2 separate regions of the Homo sapiens genome follow, and region 2 is linked to region 1. The links are chromatin contacts, found by Hi-C or POLR2A ChIA-PET in ENCODE. All regions are on one chromosome and are shown on one strand. Each heading gives the region's core, a stretch centred on a gene start or an enhancer-like site at or near the end of the contact. The rest is flanking DNA. Distances are from core to core; before and after follow the strand shown.

Evidence for each region. Hi-C counts contacts between places; a loop is a spot of excess contacts on that map. ChIA-PET counts read pairs that join two places held with the same protein, here RNA polymerase II (POLR2A). Pooled maps may share reads with other maps.
Region 2: a loop to region 1 is called in a map of IMR-90, with 2.6 times the contacts of the local background. The contact joins two enhancer-like sites. A Hi-C loop is called at or near these places in 1 of 168 maps with a recorded cell type or tissue (IMR-90) and 8 of 50 pooled maps. POLR2A ChIA-PET finds 5 or more read pairs at or near these places in 1 of 52 experiments (activated CD8-positive, alpha-beta memory T cell).

The regions. Positions count from the first base shown.
Region 1 is chr6:169,067,638-169,075,033 of GRCh38, forward strand. It overlaps LOC102724357 (a long non-coding RNA gene), which reads left to right and starts at 149. Exons shown (of 2, transcript NR_134619.1): 1 at 149-345; 2 at 1,552-1,787. RefSeq lists an enhancer at 2,177-3,376. Within about 2 kb of position 3,501, at least 3 of the 41 ENCODE cell types and tissues checked have a DNase peak (open chromatin) inside an H3K27ac peak, as active enhancers do.
Region 2 is chr6:169,448,561-169,455,956 of GRCh38, forward strand. It overlaps a transcript of WDR27 not described here. Among named protein-coding and RNA genes, the nearest start is that of LINC02519, 64 kb to the left of the region's middle. RefSeq lists enhancers at 486-1,360, 1,361-2,234. Within about 2 kb of position 3,596, at least 23 of the 41 ENCODE cell types and tissues checked have a DNase peak (open chromatin) inside an H3K27ac peak, as active enhancers do.

The sequences.
Region 1 (7,396 bases), core at 2,251-4,750:
CACAATGGGAGGGATCAAGAGGAGCCAATCACAATGGGAGGGATCAAGAGGAGCCAATCACAATGGGTGGGATCAAGAGGAGCCAATCACAATGAGAGGGATAAAGAGGAGCCAATCACAATGGGCGGGATAAAGAGAAGCAGACATGGAGCCCTGCAAACTTGGCCTAAACATTGCTCTCGGTGTTCTAGCATCATAATGTGACTTTTCTTTTTAACCACAGTTTGTTGTTAATTTATAAAGTTACACTAACTTCCACCTCCGATACAGAGCTTCTAAAAGAATCAAAGTATAAAATATATGTGGTTGTAAAAAAGTGCCTTGTAAATTCTAAAGCACTAGAGAGTAAGTCATATTCTCTCTCTCTCTTTTTTTTTTATGACTGCTAGAGGTCTTCGTTGGTACCGAGTTGCTATTGCTCTGAAATCTTTCAATGGAGTATGTTAAAACATACATTAGAATATAGAAATATAAAAACATACATTAGAATATAGAAATACAGAAACAGATTCCTTTGCTCAATTTGGTTCACATATGAGATTTCTGTTCTTTCATTAAAAGCTCATTTCCTACACAAAATTAACATAATTACTTATATTTTTATCCTACAATGATATTCTGAATTGATTTTGCAAAATACTTAAGACCTGTCTTCTACCTTGGTAAGTAAAAAAAAAAAAAGTTTGTATTGTTTCAGCATAATCTGTAGGTATCTACGCAAAACCTACTCACGAGGCTAACTTCAGAAGGCTCATTTTCACCTCCCTATAAATCTGATTTCCTTTGTCCACTGACTCAGGCAGTTCCAACCCCCATTTTATAAGACACTTTCACCAAAGAACCAAAATGTCAGACCAAGTAAACAGCACCACGGATCACTTGCTTGTCATAAACGCAGCCAAAATGGCATTGCTGCTACAATGGCTATTTAAATCTGCTGTTTTTCTTCCCTAGATAAATCTAGAAAAATCACCATGTTCTTTGAGGGAAGCTGAGAGGGAAAACCAAAAAAGTACAAAACCAGATTCAGAAGAGAAAGGAAAGATTATCTTGAGTGAGGTTGTCCTCCAAAGACAACTCTTGGCAGAGGCTGGTGGTACGGGGAGACGTCAAAGCCTCCATGTTCAGGCGTCCAGGGTCCCAGCCTCTAAAACGGCTTCTGCCATCCATGGCCGCCAGACATTATTTTTGACTAAATTCCATACTTTTTTATCTGAATTGGCTTTTGCACATGAGACAGGCAAAGGGTTTAAAAATAGTTACACCATAGTCCATTGACTTCTCATTTTTATCACTTACACGGATAAGTCATTTTTAAAAATCAAGGGTATCTTTTTGATGTGCACCTAGCATTTGCGTGAGGGTGGTGTGTTAACACTGGAAAATAGGGCTAATTCAGACTTCCTTGTTACCGGGCCCCAGTTTTTAAGTGATCTGGAAGTCCTGAGTGGATTGTGTATCCACTGAGCTACTGCCCATTGTCTGGTAGTTCTCAGAGGACCGTGCAGAAACTGATAGGAAGTGAAATACTATTTGTGTTCGCTTGTGTAGGTGAATACATCTCCAGGATGAGGCCACCCATTTTGGCTTCCACTAACCCGGAGGAACCTGGAGCAAGGAAACCAAAGGAAGTATTCAGGAAGCTTCAGATTTGACTGCTGGCATTATAGGCAAGAATTACACACACATGACTTACTGTTCACTATTGGTGAGAACTCGTGTTCTCATTTCGGGCAATGTTTAGAATGAAGCTCCATTAAACATGCTTGCTCCGAGGAATATCCTTAGAACGGCCATGCTTCTTATTGTGATTGTTATGTTATTTTAAGGTAATTCTTGCCTTTTGGCTGGTTGATTGCATTCTTTAGTTTGAGGCTATGCTTCTGACCTCATTACTCCAATGTCCATCTGCGTCAGCGTCACCTTGACAACAAGAGCAGGGGATGCGTCTTGCATGAGTGGGTGGCCAAAGAGACAAACCTCTGGCTTTCTGGGAGCTCCTAGCGTTCTCCTTGAAACCCTTAACACATATGTGTTTTCTCTGCTCTACATTAGATCTCTAGACTTATCCTACAAAGCTGAAACTGTACTGTTTGACCTACAACCTCCCATTTCCCAGGTGTTCATTCCTGCTCCTTACACTGGTAATTTGCCAAGAGAGTAAATTTTAGGTTACCTTACTGTGATGGTTAATACTGAGTGTCAACTTGATTGGATTGAAGGATACAAAGTATTGATCCTGGGTTTGTCTGTGAGGGTGTTGCCAAGGGAGATCCACATTTGAGTCAGTTGTCTGGGAAAGGCAGACCCACCCTTAATCTGAGTGGGCACCATCTAATCAGCTGCCAGTGAATATAAAGCAGGCAGAAAAACTTGAAACGAGAGGCTGGCCTAGCCTCCCAGCCTACATCTTTCTCCTGTGCTGGATGCTTCTTGCCCTTGAACATCAGAATCCAAATTCTTCATTTTTGGAACTTGGCCTGGCTCTCCTTGCTCCTCAGCCTGCAGACCGCCTATTGTGGGACCCTGTGATTGGGTGAGTTAATACTTAATAAACTCCTCTTTTACATATACATCTATTGCATTAGCTCTGTACCTCTAGAGAACCCTGACTGATACACTTACCATGCCCGCACACACACAGCAACTGTGTGAAATGATGTCCGCATTAATTGGCTTGACTGTAGTCCTTGCTTCCCTATGAGTGTGCATGACCAGATCACTGGATCCAAACAGCGTGTCACACACCTTAAATACATGCAATACAGTAAATTAAAACTATGACGTTCCCATGTGTTCTTAGCATGATGAAAAAGAAATGCCAGATTCACAGTGTGTTTTCTGGGGAGAGCAAAGAGGGGAAATTTATGTGCCAAACTGGAGTCCCTTAAAAGAAAATGAATTTCAGATATTTCAGCCTGCTCTCACCAGGAGGGGTTCTCTGCTAATAATTGTGAAGGAACGCGATAGTCAGAGGCACAGAGGGCCTGAGTGCAGCTTTAATAACTTTGGACAGGACCTGGGTCCTGAGCGTGAGTCACGCTGAGGTCGCTGTGAACGGCTGAGCCCTGGGCTGTGAGTCAGCCCCTCGAGGCGCATGATACAGCTTCAGGCTCCACCAACAGTAGGTGCTTAGAGACTCATGGGCTGCTGGGTTATGACCGAATGAATCAGCCTGAGGGAGAAGATGGTTTTACGACAGAAAGTGGGACTGTGGTGCCAATTTTCTGTTTGAGTTTTGTGTGTCTACACAGTTTGACAAAAATGGCATTTTATTTAAGCATTGTGCACATTTCTTAGAGAATCCGAGGTGACCTATCTTGAGAAAAGGAATTCAAGCTGGACCGACCACAGACCTCGTGCTAAGCATTGGAATCATTGCCCTGCCAGATAGCATTTCAACATCTATTTCCATCCTTCTTCACAATATTACTTTTAACTGATGTCAAAATAAACAAGCCTAGGAATATCCAAGCAATTTGTTCTCAGAGCGCCTGGTGTCCAGTTCAGTGCCTGGACTGAGTCAATAGCACTGTGAGTGATAACATTCTTTATACTGTTAACCAAAAAAAAAGATAGGTTCCATGATTTTTTGTGCCCCACGTATTAATACATGGTTGTAGCAATTATTTTCATGCACAAGGACTGTGCACCTACCTGTGTTTTTGATTCTGCATTAAGGAACCATTCATATCAAATGTTATAAACCAGGGAGCTGGGTTTATAGTTAACATACACACATGCACACAAAATAACTGTCAACATTTAAGCAAGTTGCTTACAGATTAAAACTATGTTGACAATAATCGCAAATAGAGTACTATTGACACCTCAGAAGGACTTCTGTTGCCCTCCTCACCCTCCCTCCCTTCCTTCCAGAAGGTGACCCCTAATCTGAGGGCCAACGCTGCAAAGCGGCTCTGTCTGTTTCAAAGCTGAGCACACGTGGTGTCACGTGACACATGGTCTTTTGCGTCTGACCCCTTCTAGTCTGCATGATGTTTGTGGCATTCATCCATGTCCTATGCAGTAGAGAAGATGCCATTCCTGTAAAGTAACTCATTGTAAAAAGAGACACCGTTACTTATTGATACATGCTACTGCTGATAGACATTTGATGTGTTCTCAGTTTGAGGTCATAATGAATAAGACTTCTGTGAACATACTTGATATGGCTTGGCTCTGTGTCCCCACCCAAATCTCATCTCAAATTGTGATCCCCATGTATCGAGGGTGGGACCTGGTAGGAGGTGATTGGATCGTGGGTGCGGTTTCCCCCAGGCTGTTGTGATAGTGAGGAAGTCTCATGAGAGCTGATGGTTTAAAGGTGGCGCTCCTCACTTGGTTCTTGGTTCTCTCTCTCTCCTGCTGCCTTGTGACGAAGGTATTTGCTTCTCCTTCACCTTCCTCCATGATTGTAAGTTTCCTGAGGCCTCCCCAGCCATGCTGAACTGTGAGTCAATTAAACCTCTTTCCTCTATAAATGACCCAGTTTCAGGCAGTTCCTTACAGCAGTGTGAAAATGGATGAATACAACACCGTGTGCTTCCTTGGTGCTCATATGCACGTTTATGATGTCTGATGTCGCGGCAATGAATATGTCTTCACAGGACGCCAGCTGCAACCATCTGCAATCCACTGCTGCCTTAGTGTGAAGGCTGCACTGCCTGGGAGCTGTTCCTCAGCAACATTCACGTGGATAGGAAGGCTTAGCGGAGCCCGTCCTTGGGGAGGCGCTGGGCTTCTCTGACCGCTGGCTTTGGCCTTGGGGCTCTGCAGCAGCAGTGGCAGTCTCTCAGTCTACAAAGAGGTCCAAGATGCATCCTCCCAGCCTCCTTTCTCTCTGTCCTCCTCTGGGGTAGAACTCGAGTCCCAGCCTGGCCACTCTCCCACATTGTTTCCCTTGCACAGGCATTCCTCCTTGTAAAATCCTCACCCAGTTAATGTCAGTGTGGCCTCTGCTCCCCGGAGCCCCGGACCACCCAGGGTCCTGCCCAGATCCTCTTAGATTCCATGCACAGCGTGCGTCTGTGGGTTTGCTGCTTGGGGTCCACACCACAGACCTCATGAGAGTATCCAGAGGCTGTGGAACAGGGTGTCCCATCGGGAGGGAGGAGTGCTTAGGAATCCAAAGCCCCAGATGAGTCTGTGGCCTGGGAGTGACCGGGCAAAAGCCCCTTGCACTCGCCTCAAGGCAGGACATATCCCGAGACGCAGTTTCTACTTCAGTGCCCTTTGACAGATCCGGCTGAGGCTGGGACTTCACCTGAAATCCAAGGTTTGAAGAGAATGGCAGGAGTTTGAAGTTGTTCCTGAGAATTAGGGAGCGAATTTTGACCAGGGAATCACAGCTAGGGAGAGGCCAGAGCTAAGGACCCACTTGGCGCTGTAACTGGGGGCATCCCGAGAGCCGCACTCACCCGAATTGAACCAAACGCATCAGGACCACAGTGTGTCTACATTTCAAAAGTACCTTATTCTTATTGACACAGCAGATTTGTACACAAGAATAAACAATATGAACCAACACTTTATGGTTTTTATTTAAAAGTGTGCCTTTGAGAAGTGATGAAAAAGCAGAATTTTCTGGAGAAAAACTTGGGAATCAGATGATGAAATCACTTTCCAAAATATGACTTTACATTAGAATGTCTGCTAGAGAAGCCTGGAATCTGGATAAGACCAACAACAGGAGGCTGCAGCTCCTACACCAGCCCCACCCTGATGTTCTGGGTGGCCTGGAGCAAGGAATGGGATTCCTGGGTTTCCTGACTCCACATCCTGAGAGGCTGCACCAGCCCCAGAGCAGCCCAGTTGAACGGACGGAGCAGCAGGGCTGGGGTCAAGTGGAATGCTCCCAACCCCTGCTAGGAATGCTGACCATCACCATGGGTCTTCATAAATACCCTGTGGCTATAGAAGTATTTGGGAATTCACCAAGATATCCCAGCTGCCTCTCCTACAGAATTCTTCATCTTGACCCTAGATAATTACTGCATTGCAAATTCAGAAAACTATGTGACCAGCTTCATGCCAGAGAGCCACTCGGGGCTGTGAAAGAGTTTAGCCATGACACACAGTGCATTGCAGGAGAACGGCCTTCTCTGTGTAATGAGACCCCTACGGCTGCAAACCTCGGTGCTTTCATTACAGTTCCATCTTAGCAAAATTATTTCACTCCTTGAAGCCTCAGTTCCCATATGTGTAAAATGGGGAAATAGCTCAACCTCCCAGGAGCACAGGCAGGTATTCCAAAGACATGGACAATTACTAGTGTAAACTGGGATCCATTTCTTGAAAGTAAGCATTTTGATAAGAGAGAAAAATAAAGTATATTTTTAAAGGCCAAAATAGTTTGTTTTGTTTTGTTTTGTTTCTTTGAGATGGAGTCTCACTCTGTCACCCAGGCTGGATGGAGTGCAGTGGCACGATCTCGGCTCACTGCAACCTCCACCTCCCGGGTTCAAGCAATTCTCCTGTCTCAACCTCTCGAGTAGCTGGGACTACAGGTGCACACCACCACCCCCAGCTAATTTTCATATTTTCAGTAGAGACAAGGTTTCACCTTATTGGTCAGGCTGGTATCGAACTCCTGACCTTAGGTGATCCCCCCCGCCTCTGCCTCCCAAGGTGCTGGGATTACAGGTGTGAGCCACTGTGCCCGGCCAAGATTTTTAAAAGTCTATGTGATGATATTGGCAGATCACATAACATACCATTAAGTATAGTTTGCTGAAAAAAAAAAATGCTTTGGAATCTGATACACGTTAGTTGCAATTCCTGTCTGTCACTCATGGACATATACATCTTCATCAAATAAATGTTTATTGCTTTCCTACCAAGCTTTTGCCCCAAATTCTTAATACATACAATTGAATTCCTTTCCTAAAATGGATATCATGATTCCCACTCTGAGGACTAACTGTGATTAGAAATGAATGGCCCTGACCGGAGCGTCTTACAGAATGTTGGCCTCACAGGGACCCCCTGGCTTCTTTTTATCATATCCCTCTAGTCCCCTGGAACTGCTGTAAATAAGCCATGTGGATTTATCATTTCTGCTTGAGGGAAAGTTTGTCTTGGCATATTTGGAAAAAATAAACAAACTAAAGATATTGGGCAGCTTGAGAATAAGCCAGGGGCTGCCCTATGCTACAAGTCTTCAGAAATGAGTCGGGATGATACTTCAACCCCACTTGGATCAAAGACTTGGAAATGAGGAAAGGAAAATCATACCTAAGGTCACTTCCGAAGGTCAGAGGATATCTGAAGGCATGTGAGGATGTGAGGAAGGCTCTGGATTTACTGTTTCCGGCTAACGCTATTCAGAAGTGTTAATGAAATAGTCACTAAAGCTTCTCATGTGCTTCCCATGTGTTTACTTGTGTGTAAGGAC
Region 2 (7,396 bases), core at 2,346-4,845, 380 kb after region 1:
TGGCGGCTGCACTGCTGCTCCTAATATACACTTCCTTGCACCTGTGTCCTGAGCCCTTTGCCGAGTGACTTGGCTGTGCCCCTGGTGAGAAGAGGTGAACATTCCCCTTCATCCCATTCACCGACCTGCACGTGGCCGTGTGGCCTACTCTGGACTACAGCAGACACTGGGAGAGCCTACAGATGGGCTTGCAGTTTGCTGGCATCCTGCACTTTTGTCCTCTGCCATAAGCAGAACCGATCCAGGTGGGCACTTGTCCCACAGTGAGGAGACACCTGCAGGGCTCTAACCCATGTCCAGAGCAGAGCCCGGCCCACCCTTGTGCAAAGCCACCAACATTATCACGGCAAGAGTGCATGCAGCCTCTAACTCCCCCTCCAAAATCTCTTCCACCCTTTCTGTTTCCTTATCATATCACAGCCCACACCAAAAATTATCACTAGCTGGCATATAAGAACTAAAACATAGGTCATATTTTCTACGTTTAGTCAAAAAACTTGCCTACGACGTGTATTGTTTCAAAGGCTGACAGTTTCTCTCCAGTCATGGTTTTTTGGCAATATGAGCAATGGATGTCTGGGATGAAAACTCTGCCATATAGAATGTAGCCTACAGAGCACGTATTCAGATTTATGCCCTCTAAATGGATTACTACATTCTGAATGGCATTAACTTTCCAATGAGTAAGAGCCACTCATTCACCTCTCTCCTCTATTCCCAGTCCTTGAAATAGTTGATTTCAAATGTTTTCACCTAAGGTAAATGATAATATATGCAAAGATTTTGTACAAACTCCAGGGGAATTCCTGAGATATCTCACAAAGTTTGAATCTATGGAGACAAAGGAAAATTGTGCAACGAGTGGTGTTTTCTTTCACATAGTGCAGCAGACAGGATCACATGCCTCCAACGTGGGAAGGGGAACACGTCGACCCTAGGCAAGCAGAGGGCCTTAGCATGCTGACTCTGCAGGCTCATCCTGGGGCCTGCCTGAGCAGCCGTGTGGGCACCGGGACTGCAGTCCTTTCCCCTGCCTGCCCCAGCCCCACCATCTCTTGCCTGGAGGTCATTTGGCCACCCTCTTAGTGTCAAAGGCAGAAGCTATGAGAAAGAAGGATAGGAGAGGGATGCGGACCAGTTTTCAAATCCGGCAGGAGGAGCAAGGTCCTGGGGAGCATGTGGTGGAAGGTGAGCATCCCGACCTAGGAAGGCATTTCCGAATGCAGGGAACACAGTCACACCAAAGCGTATGTCCATAACCATCGTGGAAACTAACTAGGCCTTCTGACGAGAAATACAGAAGGGAGAGCCCATGCACACTAAACTACCACAATATTTGAGCAACAGAGCGAGAAAGAAGCCAGCACCATAATTTAAGAAGCTTAATATGGTGCTTGACTATTTGGGGTGAATAATTACTCAATATTTTAAAATTTTCTTTGTATATTTTAATTTATTACCTTTCTTCCAGAAGTCACACTCACCAAAATCTATTCTTTTGCAATTATACCAATGAAATTAGAGATATGGCCTCTGACCCTTTCCCACTTTTGAGTCTAGGACTTTAAGGAAACTACATCATCATTACGAAGACTGGGGAGCAACAGCGTCATGGGCACCGCTCTGCTCTGCATGAAGGAGTCCGACAGCTGCCAGCGGGGAGCTTTGGTGGTGCCAAATCCCCTGGAGAGAGGAGGCTGCAGCCCCAGGCAGCAGGGAGCCCTGGAGGAAGCTGCCTCTGCAGACTCGCGGGAATGCCAGCTCCGGGTTTCATTCCTTTGTTCACTGCTGCTTCCCAAGTGCCAGACGGAGCCTGGAACTCAGTGGCTGCTCTAAAGATACTGTTGAATGAGTAAATGAACGGAATTGCACAGGAGCGAGGCCACAGTTCTACAGCTGAGCTGCCTGTCACGGCCCTCACCCAACCACCACTGCTGGAAATGTGCAGACAGGGTGTGCCTCTCCCGTTTAAGGGAAATGTATTGAGATATCATTCACATACATGGCACGTGCTCAGGGAGCCCCCCAGGATGACAGAGCTCACCCATCACCCCACAGAACGTCTCTGCCCCATCCAGGCAGGCCCCAGAGTACACTGGGTCTGGCTTCTTTAGTCAGAGGTGGTTTGAGTGAGTCTAGAGACTTCATAGAATCTGGGTCACAGAGCAGGCACCCTTTTCCATCTGGTGTCTTCCACTCAGCGTAGCGGTCCCGAGATCCAGCGTGTCTCTGCTAGGATCAGCGGTTTGCTCCTTGGTGTTGCTGAGGAAAATTCTACTGCATGGAACACCACCATCTATCCACACTGGATAGACACCAGATGAGTGCTTCCGCCTGCTGTGAATGAAGCTCCTATGAACAGTCTCATATTAGGTATGAAAGGAAAATAAATCAATCACTAAACAAAGGGGAAAGTCAAGCTGGGAGCTGCCTCCCATCCTATTCCTAAATAAGATAGCTACAAAGATAAAAACGCTGTTCCTCCCTCACAATTTGCTCACAAGGAACTTCCTTGTGGAACAAGGACAGACAGAACTCAATCATCCCTCCGCTCACATGAGACAAACACAGATCGGAATGCTTCCTCCGCCCTGTTGTTTCACCCAGCCAGACTAAGGCATACGTAACTATTCCAGTAAATTGTGCATTCGGTGAAAGGCTAATCAGAAACTTAAAAGAATGCAGCCATTTGTCTCTTATCTACCTACAACCTGGAAGCCCCCTGCGCGCTTTGACTTGTCCTGTCTTTCCAGATAGAACCAATGTACATCATACATATAATGATTGATGTCTCATGTCTCCCTAAAATGTATAAAACCAAGCTGTTCCCCGACCACCATCACCAGGACCTCCTGAGGCTGTGTCACGGCACGTCCTCAACCTTGGCAAAATAACTTTCTAAATTTATTGAGACTTGTCTCAGATACTTTTTGGTTTACAAAGGTGTTTGTGGACATGTATATTCATTTCTCATAGATAAGTACCTAGAAGTTGAATTGCTTAGACATGAGTAAATGTATGTTTAACTTTTTCAGAAACTCCCGAACATATTTCCAAACTATACCGTTTTACACTCTGTCAGCAGAATTTAAAAGTTTCCACTGAACCACATCCTTGTCAACGTTTGGTATTGTCAATATGTTTAAGTTATTGATATTGTTCTAGTGAATGTGTAGAGACATCTCGTTTTGGTTTTAATTTGCATTTTCCTAATGAGGAATAATACTGAGAAATTTTTTCTTTCATATTGTCATATATGTGTCTTCTTTCTTAAAGTGCCTAGTCAAATATTTTGCTCATTTTTTATTGCTTTTTATTATAAACTGTGTTTTTTTAAATATTATCTTAACACACGTCTTTTGGCTGATATAATATTGTAAATATTTTCTCCCATTCTGTGGTCTACTTATTGTTTCCTAATGCTGTCTTTTGAAGAGCAAAATATTTTTCTCCATTTATGGAGACAAGATGGTCAACTTAGCTATTCCAAAATGTTTTTAAAATTCTAGTTTGTTTTAAAACAACCACAGCAAACTGCATGGATTTGTTCCACATCTTTGAAAGAAAAACATTATTTTATTTATTTCACAGTGGAAGATAAGTCAGTAAGGCCCCACTTCGGCAGGTTTTGTTTTCGTTTCCTCATGCCTCTGCAATGCTCGGAGTCACCCACGCCTTACTCACTGCGGCTGGAACGAACCCAGACTCCTCACTCCTCCCACAGCCTCTGGCGCAGGGCGCTCCTTGCTTGAAAGAAACGTTTGCGATTTTTAGTGGAAACGTCCGTGTTTTCTTGGTAACTGGTAAATGGCTGTAGATTACTGACACGCGGTCCTTTGTACGTAACAGAAGGCTTTGAGTGTTTCTGTGAGGATCACCCTGTGAAGAAACGGCTGCAGTGAGAGCAGCCGAGGCGGGACGCAGCCCCGGACGTGGGGTCAGAGAGGAGCCGTGCGTGGGGTCAGAGAGGAGCCGTGCGTGGGGTCAGAGAGGAGCCGTGCGTGGGGTCAGAGAGGAGCCGTGCGTGGGGTCAGAGAGGAGCTGAGTTCAGGACGGGCATGGCAGCCGCAGGAGGAGGGCAAGGCGGAGCCCAGGAGGGGCAAAGTGGACAAAGCCAGGGCTGGAGAGGGGAGACCCAGGATCAGCACCACGTTCCACGGGGATGGCACAGAAGCCTGAGAGGCCACGGCCAAATGTGGAAATTGGCTTTGCCAAATCTTGCATTTCAGAGAGAAAAGGCAATATGGCATTAATGCTTGCCTTGTTTAATTTTCGTAATTTTCCCTTTCTTCCTGCCAATAGCTTGCTTTGTTATCCGGAGGGTAGCCACGGTTTTAGCTCACAGTGATGTCAACTTGAAGCTTCTCTCCACAAGCAGCTGTGACCTCAGCTGCCGTGCAGTCAGCTTCCCCGGCCTCCCTCCCCAGCCTCCCTGGTCTCCCAGGCACAAGGCTGGGCACTGGCTTCAGAGTGGCTGCAAGGGCACGGCCCCCAGGCCTAGGGCTGATCAGCGTGAACAGTACCCAGCACACTTGCTTCAAAAAGTAAGAAGATATAGAACACAAGCTGCTTGTTCTCATGACTATAGCACAAACTATAAAACAAAACATCTTCCTCCAGAACACGGCAAGCTGGATGGACAGTGATCTGGACAAAAATTTGCTGTAGGTTTTGTAACTGGGGTTCAGTGAGGACCAGGCTCCCCAGAGCATACATGTGGAGACAATTAAGTTGATCCCATTTTCCAAGACTCAGAGGAGATGTATTTATATTAGGAATATAAACTTGCTATTAATGCAACTTCAGAATGTCCAGGTCATCCGTTGGGAAAAAAAAAAGAGTAAGTCTAGGGCTGGTTCGTGCTGTTGCTACATGGAGGGAATCCACATCCAAGCCTGCCGCTCACATGCTGGGACACATTGCCTCAGCCTCCATCTCTGGGAGTCCCACGCTTTCTCTCCTGGGTTGTCCCACTATTCCTTTTGAAGTCCTCATGTTAGTGACAGTTCAATTTTCTCTTCACCTTCAAAATTGCAGAGAACCTAATTTCTACTGACCAGTCAAGCTTGTTTCATTTATCTTCCATGTTAACTTCAATTAAAATGTTAACCATCTGGAATCTTTGGCCTCTTATGTGACAAAAATAGGCATTAAATTGTATCATTTCTTAAATTCTCTGTTGAAAAGTCCAAATACGTTACTGAATATGATACAGATTAGTAAGAATTTGGGCTCATTAAATGTAAGATAATTTCATAGCTTAAGGTAATTTCACACCCCAAGGGACTTATAACCTAAACACAAAGCAGATCACCAACATTAACTGTCAGCTGTCCACTGGAGAACTATCTCAGACAAAAAAATAAAATTTGGATTAGCTCTCCATGGTGCACAATACTTTCATGAACCATCTCTTTTGGGTTGGCAGCTGCAGTGTGTTCTGAGAGTATGTTAATGCTACAATAACAGTAAAAATAAAATTAAGTTGGGAACATACAGAAAAAAAGAAATTGATTACATTATTCCTAATGACGACCTGAATCAAAGTTGGCACTAAATAAATTTTTGTCAGAAAGGAGAAAAGAAATGAGAGAAATAAAAGAGAGGAGGCAGGATTTTATATTCTGCTCCCTTTTTGGAAAAACATATTTGTGTGAGCTATATGAAATTGCTATTCAAAACCATTTGCATGTTGGTCATTGGGTATGGCTCAGTCTAGTCTTATCACCACGGAGATATCTGCTAGGTATCTGAGAAAGATTTCTTGGTGGTCCTGTCAAACGGTGAGTTGGTGCTGCCACCTGGTTCCTCCAGGCTGCTTGACCTGCATGTGGGTACATGACTCACACAGGTTATCTTTTTCTCCATTAAGTAGCCAATCATTTGCCAAACAGTGATAACAGCACCTTTACTCTGAAAACACCCAGGCGTCCTCCTTCAATAAGTCTGAAATACACACAGTTTTCTTTAAGCTAAGGAAAAAGAATGAGCTCCCACATCTGCAAAGAATGCCTTAAACAGAATGTCAAAAACGAACAGATATTGTTTATTCCAGCATGTTCAGACCACCCCCCTTGGTGGCCAGACTTGGGACCACGATCACATTCTTGCTTTGTTGTCTAAAGAACATGGACTTGCCAAAGTTGTGCAAGCCCCATGACATGTGCCACATGATATGAATCATCTTATCACGCAAGCACCAGAAGGAATCTTCACAGCCTGTAATCACGGAGACAGCAGGCTAGACAGAGCCGGGGCTCATCCTTCCTCCCCTGCACATCCATGGCTGGGCTGCCAGGGCTGCAGGTGGACAGCACTTGTCCACAGGTGTGTGCCCAGCCGTGGGCTCCTCACCAGCCTGTGTCCACTCGGTTGGTGAAGCAGGACCACCACAGATCAAGAAAGCTGTCCTGGGGCATGGGTGAGCAAAGACTGCGGGCTCTGGTACCAGGCGACCCGGCCTAGTGTCTGAACCTGGACTTTCCTTGAGACCTGAGCGCCCTGGCCTGCAGCTGAGCCCTCCCGGACACCCTGGCTGCTCTGTCCTGCGTGAGGTGCAGCTGGAAAGCCTGGCTCAGTCCTCGTCACACAGACCTTGGAAAAGGCCAGGGCCTCTCAGCCTGATCAAGTCGACAGACTTTGCACGGGAGCAGTATGCCTTTAAATGGATTTTCCAAGACAGAATGTCATGGCTTCTCTCTGTGGCACAGCTCTTGATAAGTATTTGGAAAGTGAGGCTAAGAATAACAACAATGCCTATCAAACACACAGGTCTATTAGAACAATGAGACGATGAATTGGAATCAAGTGAAAACTAAAAAGCTCTACATAAACATGTTATTTTTATTACTACCTTTTGATGAAGGCAGAGCAACCAACCAGTTTTACGTTACAACACACTGTTCACTACTTCAGAACATTTCATTATGGATAGAATAGTACAGATAAAAAATAAACATGATACATCCCACCATTAGAAAGGCAGATCTCTAAGGCATCCACTCACAGCACCACCTACTCCTCCTCTGAGTGGTGTGGGGAGCACTGCTGATCGGAACCAGGCAGGGAAGCCTCTTGAGTCTACAGTGGCCAAGTCCTTCACCCCAGGCCAGAGGCCACACCAGAGCCCTGCCCTCCATGCCCCCTGGCTTTGTTCTCTGCTTTCCTGGCTGCTGTCTTCCTAGAAAGTCTTCATGGGCAGAGGACTTATACTGCTATTCTTATGCTGCAACCTGACACAGCTCTCTTCCTAGCAGTGGCTTTGCCAAGTTTGTTTTGTCCTAAGTCTTCCCCTGATAGAGGTCTCTAATAGATTTGGTATTTTACATATTAGAGTTTTCTTCTTTGACATTTATTCAGCAATTATTATTTAGATTAAATAATTTTATATTTCTTT